Linked DNA regions of Homo sapiens: region 1 is linked to region 2. Evidence: read pairs that join two places in POLR2A ChIA-PET (ENCODE). Cell type or tissue: MCF 10A. All regions are shown on one strand. Each heading gives the region's core, and the rest is flanking DNA. Links, peaks and the distances in the headings are about the cores only.

Evidence for each region. ChIA-PET counts read pairs that join two places held together with the same protein. Peaks named below come from ENCODE experiments on the same cell type or tissue, not always from the same donor. Only the 100,000 strongest peaks of a DNase experiment are listed, where the experiment ranks them.
Region 1: POLR2A ChIA-PET joins it to region 2 with 6 read pairs; 3 of 35 experiments call an interaction of 5 or more read pairs at or near these places.

The regions. Positions count from the first base shown.
Region 1 is chr18:58,725,459-58,728,373 of GRCh38, forward strand. The region is part of intron 10 of MALT1 (MALT1 paracaspase); the gene reads left to right. All of the region lies in intron 1 of LOC105372146 (a long non-coding RNA gene), which reads right to left. Among named protein-coding and RNA genes, the nearest start is that of MALT1-AS1, 55 kb to the left of the region's middle. In MCF 10A, for the core only: no CTCF peak of the experiment used is centred there; no DNase peak of the experiment used is centred there.
Region 2 is chr18:58,638,553-58,641,467 of GRCh38, forward strand. No RefSeq gene overlaps it. Among named protein-coding and RNA genes, the nearest start is that of ALPK2, 11 kb to the left of the region's middle. In MCF 10A, for the core only: no CTCF peak of the experiment used is centred there; a DNase peak (open chromatin) is centred at 1,409.

The DNA of each region.
Region 1 (2,915 bases), core at 113-2,612, 87 kb after region 2:
AGTCTTTCGGATAAAGGATACTCAACCTGTATTTTCAATCTGGCATCAGGGGTGTTGTTTGTTTTTATATTATACAATTGATCTCAGCTTTTAAGGTGCCTACGTGACATAAAAAGGAAAAGGCTTCCAAAACTTCACTAGAAGTGATGAGGTGTAAGGAAAAAATATTGATCAGTTTAGGTTTCTGTATTGGTGAAGTATTTAAAGATTGAGGGAATCATATGAAGAATTACTACCTTGGTTGTTTATTCTCATTTCTTATTGATATTTTCACCTTGGCTTTTAAGCCCTTTGTTTGACTTTTAAAACCAAATCCTGTGGCCAGGGCATGGCGGCTCACACCTGTAATCCCAGCACTTTGGGAGGCCAAGGCGGGCAGATCACCTAAGGTCAGGAGTTCGAGACCAGCCTGGCCAACATGGTGAAACCCCGTCTCTACTAAAAGTACAAAAATTAGCCCAGCGTGATGGTGGGCACCTGTAATCCCAGCTACTTGGGAAGCTGAGGCAGGAGAATCACTTGAACTTGGGAGGGGGAGGTTGCAGTGAGCCAAGATCATGCCACTGCACTCCAGCCTGGGCAACAAAGCGAGACTCCATCTCAAAATAACAAAAACAGATCCTTTAGTTGCCCCTGTGAAGTAGAGAACCAGAAATATTAAAAATTGTGACAAGACTGCAGTTTAGGCTGAAGCTTTGCCCCAATATAAAAACGTCATCTTGGAGTACAAAATAAAGAGGCATGTTAAAGCAAAATGTCAGCTTAAGAAAGCTAGAAAACTTTTAAATCCTACTGATTCGTGTCTTAACAGGGTGGCTGCATTATATTTTGAAGTATTGTGAATATTCCAAACATCAGACACATCTACACTAAATGTAAGTGTGGTAGAGGCTTGAGGGTTTAGGGCATATCATAAAGAAACCTTTAGTTTTTCTTTTGGACTATGCCTTTACCGCTAGTTGATATTACCAGGGGACTCAGTGCTTGAGGGCTGTGGGGGAAGATGGAAGGCAGAGTCACAGGAATTTCAGCATGAACAGCTAGATACGGAGAACAGAGGAACTCGAGTTCATGCCCTTTTATATTATATTGCACGCAGGTTTGTAGAAGAAATAAAAGTTGCAACAGAACAGACAATAATTCAGTTTTAAACATATGTAAACATAAAAAACAGAAACCAAAACCAGAAATAACTGTCCTTAAAAATACAAAAATACATGTCCTTAAAGATAAATAAGGAGAAAGATTTCTAGTTATGTTGTATAGATGGCCAGGATAAAAAGTAACCCTTTGGCCTGAGATCTATCCCTGCATAGCCTTTCTGTGTTCATCGCTTGCTGCAGCTTAGTTGTGCTTTCGTGTAGAAGAACGGTAAAGGAGTCTTGTCGGAATATGGCAAAAGTGTTATTCGGCCTGCAGCGGAGCAGCTGTTCAGTTCACATAGCTCAGTGGTTAAGCAGTGGGCCTTAGCATAGCTAGCCTGGGTTCAAAGCTTTGGCTTTCTGCTGACTTAGCTGTGTGACTGTGGTTCTTTAACTTTTCTAAGCCAAAAGGAATCTACAAAATGGATAGAACTAAATTAATGAGGTTTACAGGATAAGATAAAATAATTATCCCTGTGCCTGGCACACTAAAAATGCTCAAAATATTGTACCTATTATTGTTGTCGTTTCCTGTCAATTTATTAAAGACATTCAAGCACTTTTTCATCTTTAGATTGGGGATTTGGACTAGGTAGCATTCTATTTCAGGCCTCAATGAGAGAAACCCAGCTTTAATCAGTTTCTGTGTATTAAGGGTCTACCTAAGGTTTTTTGGGTTTTTTTTTTGGTTTTGGGTTTTTGTTTGTTTTGTTTTTTGATACGGATGGAGTCTTGCTCTGTCGCCCAGGCTGGAGTGCGGTGGCGCAATCTCGGCTCACGGCAACCTCTGCCTCCTGGGTTCAAGCAGTTCTCCTGCCTGAGCCCCCAGAGTAGCTGGGATTACAGGCACATGCCACCAACGCCTGGCTAATTTTTTGTATTTTTAGTAGAGACAGGCTTCACTGTGTTAGCCAGGATGGTCTCGCTCTATCTCCTGACCTTGTGATCCACCCACCTTGGCCTCCCAAAAGGCCAGGCGTGAGCCACTGCACCCAGCCTGCCAAAGGTTTTTTGTGTTTTTTTTTTTGTTTTTTTTTTTTTTGAGGAAAAAAAGTCAGGGGGTTTAAAGCTGTAGTGTAGTAAAACAGTGAAAAGCCAGTGCACTGACATTTTACGTTGTCTGAGAGTCGAGTTACCTAAAAAGCCAGCAGTAGATTATAGAGACAGTATCATATAGCACAGTAGCGAGGCTGGCCTGCATCTGTATTTTGGTTCTGTCACTTACTAGGCATTTCAGTTTGGGTGAGCTTTTAAACCTCTTCATGTCTCAGTTTTCCCATCTGTAAAAGAGGGATGTTAATATTACCTACTTTGTTGTGAGGATTGTGTGAGGCAATGTAACTAGTGACCTTTCTTGGAACCGTGCCTGGCACATAGTAAGTGCCGTGTAAGCCTGCTGGGGTGGCGGGTGTTGTGCTCATCAGCCACTCACTGTGCTAAGTGGAGTGCATATTCAGTTGAGTGGAAAAGTTTTTCATTTAAATGATTATTTTCTCTGTAGACAAAAATAAATATCTGTGACTATATTCTTGAATCATCCTCCCAAGAAATAAAACTCCCTAAAGATCTAATTTGCAGAATTGTATTTCTAAGTACAGTAAGTTCTTTGACATTTGTTTAAAAAATACCTATTTTCTTCTCTATCCTTGAGTAATGGGATGGTTAACTAAATAAATAAGCAGTACTAGAGATGGAATTTAAAAACAACAACAACAACGATTTGGGCCACACACGGTGGCTCACACCTATAATCCTAACAGTGGGAAGCTAAGG
Region 2 (2,915 bases), core at 330-2,829:
CTATCTAGGCATCAGCCAAGAAGAATCCACTGGGCTAGGTTACAGAAGAACAAGAATAACTTCAAAAGCACTTTTCAACTACCCCATCCAACTTCCTCATTTTACTCACTTCACAGATTCAGACAAAGATCCAGACATACTCAAAGAACTGGTGGAGTAGGAAGTGGAGATAATTCTGCTGCATTCTGAAAACCACACCATTAAAACAGATTAATTCCTGGTGTTCAGAGAACCATTTACATTGCTGATGAATTCATTACTTGTGCCACAATGCTTTCTTACCCATTGCTTGGCTGAAAAGAAAAAAAAAGTCTCAAACCCCATAAGTCCCCATTTTCACTTTTCCCCATATCATAAAGCTGAAATGCAATAACAAACTCGCTTTCCGTTTTTGTCATTAACATAGCAATTTATTCTATTACTCCTAAAGTTTTGAAGACAAATATCAATATCAATGTCTAATTTTGTTGCCTCTCTCTCCAACCAGTCTGTAAGTCTTATGAGATGTTTGCTCACCCTTCTATCTCCAGCAGTTAGTGTAGTGTTTGGCTTGCACTGGCTCAAATGACAGTCCTTGAGTGAATGAATGGATGGCTCTTAGATACACGGTCTTCTCACTGCAGTATATGCTCATTCGCTCTCAAAAGACTAACTTAGCAAATGGCACTGATTAAGGTGGAATGTAAGATCAATCCTAGTTATTCTAAGAAGCCTTAACAGGTACAGCACCAGCCCCAGGAAAAACTAAAAAAAAAAAAAAAAATTTTTTTTTGAGGCTGGGTCTGGCTCTGTTGCCCAGGCTAGAGTGTAGTGGCATGGTCTTTGCTCACTGCAACCTCCAACTCCTGGGGTCAAGCCATCCTCCCACCTCAGCCTTCCTAGTAGCTGGAACTACAGATGCACACCACCACACTGAGCTAATTTTTGTATTTTTTGTAGAGATGGGGTTTCAGCATGTTGCCTAGGCTTGTCTTAAACTCCTGAGCTCAAGCGATCCTCCTGCCTCAGCCTCCCAAAGTGCTGGGATTATAGGCATGAGCCACTGCACCCGGCCAAAAACTGAATTTTTGAAGTGTCATTTCCTAGGCCTTTTCTTTCAATCTCCTTTTCTCCCCATTTTCAATATTTCCTCTGCCCTGACCATGTAATATTGTGGGACCATTTTCCCCTATAATTTTCATATCAGTATAAAAGTAGTGAGAAGAACAAAACATAGACTGCAGGATATTTTCATCTCATCTTATTGTAAGCTTAATAGACCTTAAAGCAGTTAGCTTTGAACTTTACTATGCGTCAGAATCACCCGAGGCTCTCATTCAGATGCAGATTTTAAGGACCCAGAGACTCTCATTCAGCGGATCTGAATACAGGGCCACAAATCAACAGTTTAAATAAGCTCCCAGTGAACAGTACACCATGAATCACTACTTTAAGACATTTATAGACAATCAACCACATTTCACCAGATTGTGTAATCATTTTCTGCCCAGTATTTTTCCAGTCTGCTTTAGGCTAGAGTAAAAGTCTGTGAAAAATTCATACTCAATATACTGTTAGGAATTTAATGCTTTAACATTGGAGAACATTTGCATTTTAAAGAGAATGCCCAAAGAGAGCAAACATTTACCTCAAAGCAATGAAACTCAAAGGTTGATTCTGAGTTTCAACCATCATCACTAAAGGAGTGGGGCAGTAAAAACCACCCTGTTTAATATGCAAATGTACTCTCGTACTATTTAAATAAAGGAAGCAGTCTGATCAGCGAAGTTACCTGTTTTCTGGGGTTTGTTTACACCATGCTGTTTCAAATGTAGGCTTACTAATCTATCATGGTTTAGGCTACTAGTGAGAATAAATAATATTAACTTCAGCTCACTCTTATTAGCACCTCTGCCCCAAGATGTGTGAACCTGGACGTGTTTTATCTCCCAGAGTCTCCTTTGTTAAAAGAGAATGATTACAGCTCCTTCCTTGGGTTATGTGAGGATTAAGTGAGCTACTTATGCACATTCCTAACACCGTACTTGCTATGTAGGAAGTATCCACTAACGGTTGGTAATTGGCACTATGATAGGGGCTGGGCAAGCAGATTTGCAGAGACAAAATTCCTGCCCTTAGGGAGATATGCCCAGGTAGCCAAGGGAGCTAGGGAAGGGACACTTACCAGGATTGGAACAAAGAATGCCTCATGGAAATGACATCTGAGGGTTTTTGATGGATGGGCAGAAGCGTCAGGGAGGAGGATGCAGGGTCTATGGAAGAATATTCGGATAAAAACAACAGCTTGTGCAAAGTGATGAGTAAAAACTTGGCTTGTTTAAGAGAACTGCAAAAATAGTTTAGTATGGATGAAATATAATTAATGGAAAGCATGCATTCCCGTGACCTGTACAGACACACAGGGCCCCTTATTTACAAAGATTCTGTGCTTTTTAAATGTTCTGTTGTTACCATCTTGAAGTTACACATTTTTAGACAAGAGGCCTTGCATTTTTACTGTGCCATGGGCCCTGTCAATTATAGAGTTGGTCCTGAGGGCAGATGTGATAGTACGCTTCATCAGAAAATGTGTAAGTGTAGGATTACTCATAGACAGGGAAATACAGGTATTTATATGAGAGGAATTCATGTAAAAATTAATGTCAGTCCCAGAAAAAAATCTCGAAGAGTGTCACGCACGTTCATGTGAAGAGACCACCAAACAGACTTTGTGTGAGCAATAAAGCTGTTTATTTCACCTGGGTGCAGGCGGGCTGAGTCCGAAAAAGGAATCAGCAAAGGGAGATAGGAGTGGAGCAGTTTTGCAGGATTTGGGTAGACAGTGGAAAATTACAGTCAAAGGGGTTGTTCTCTGGCAGGCAGGGACAGGGGTCACAAGGTGCTCAGTGGGGGAGCTTCTGAGCCAGGAGAAGGAA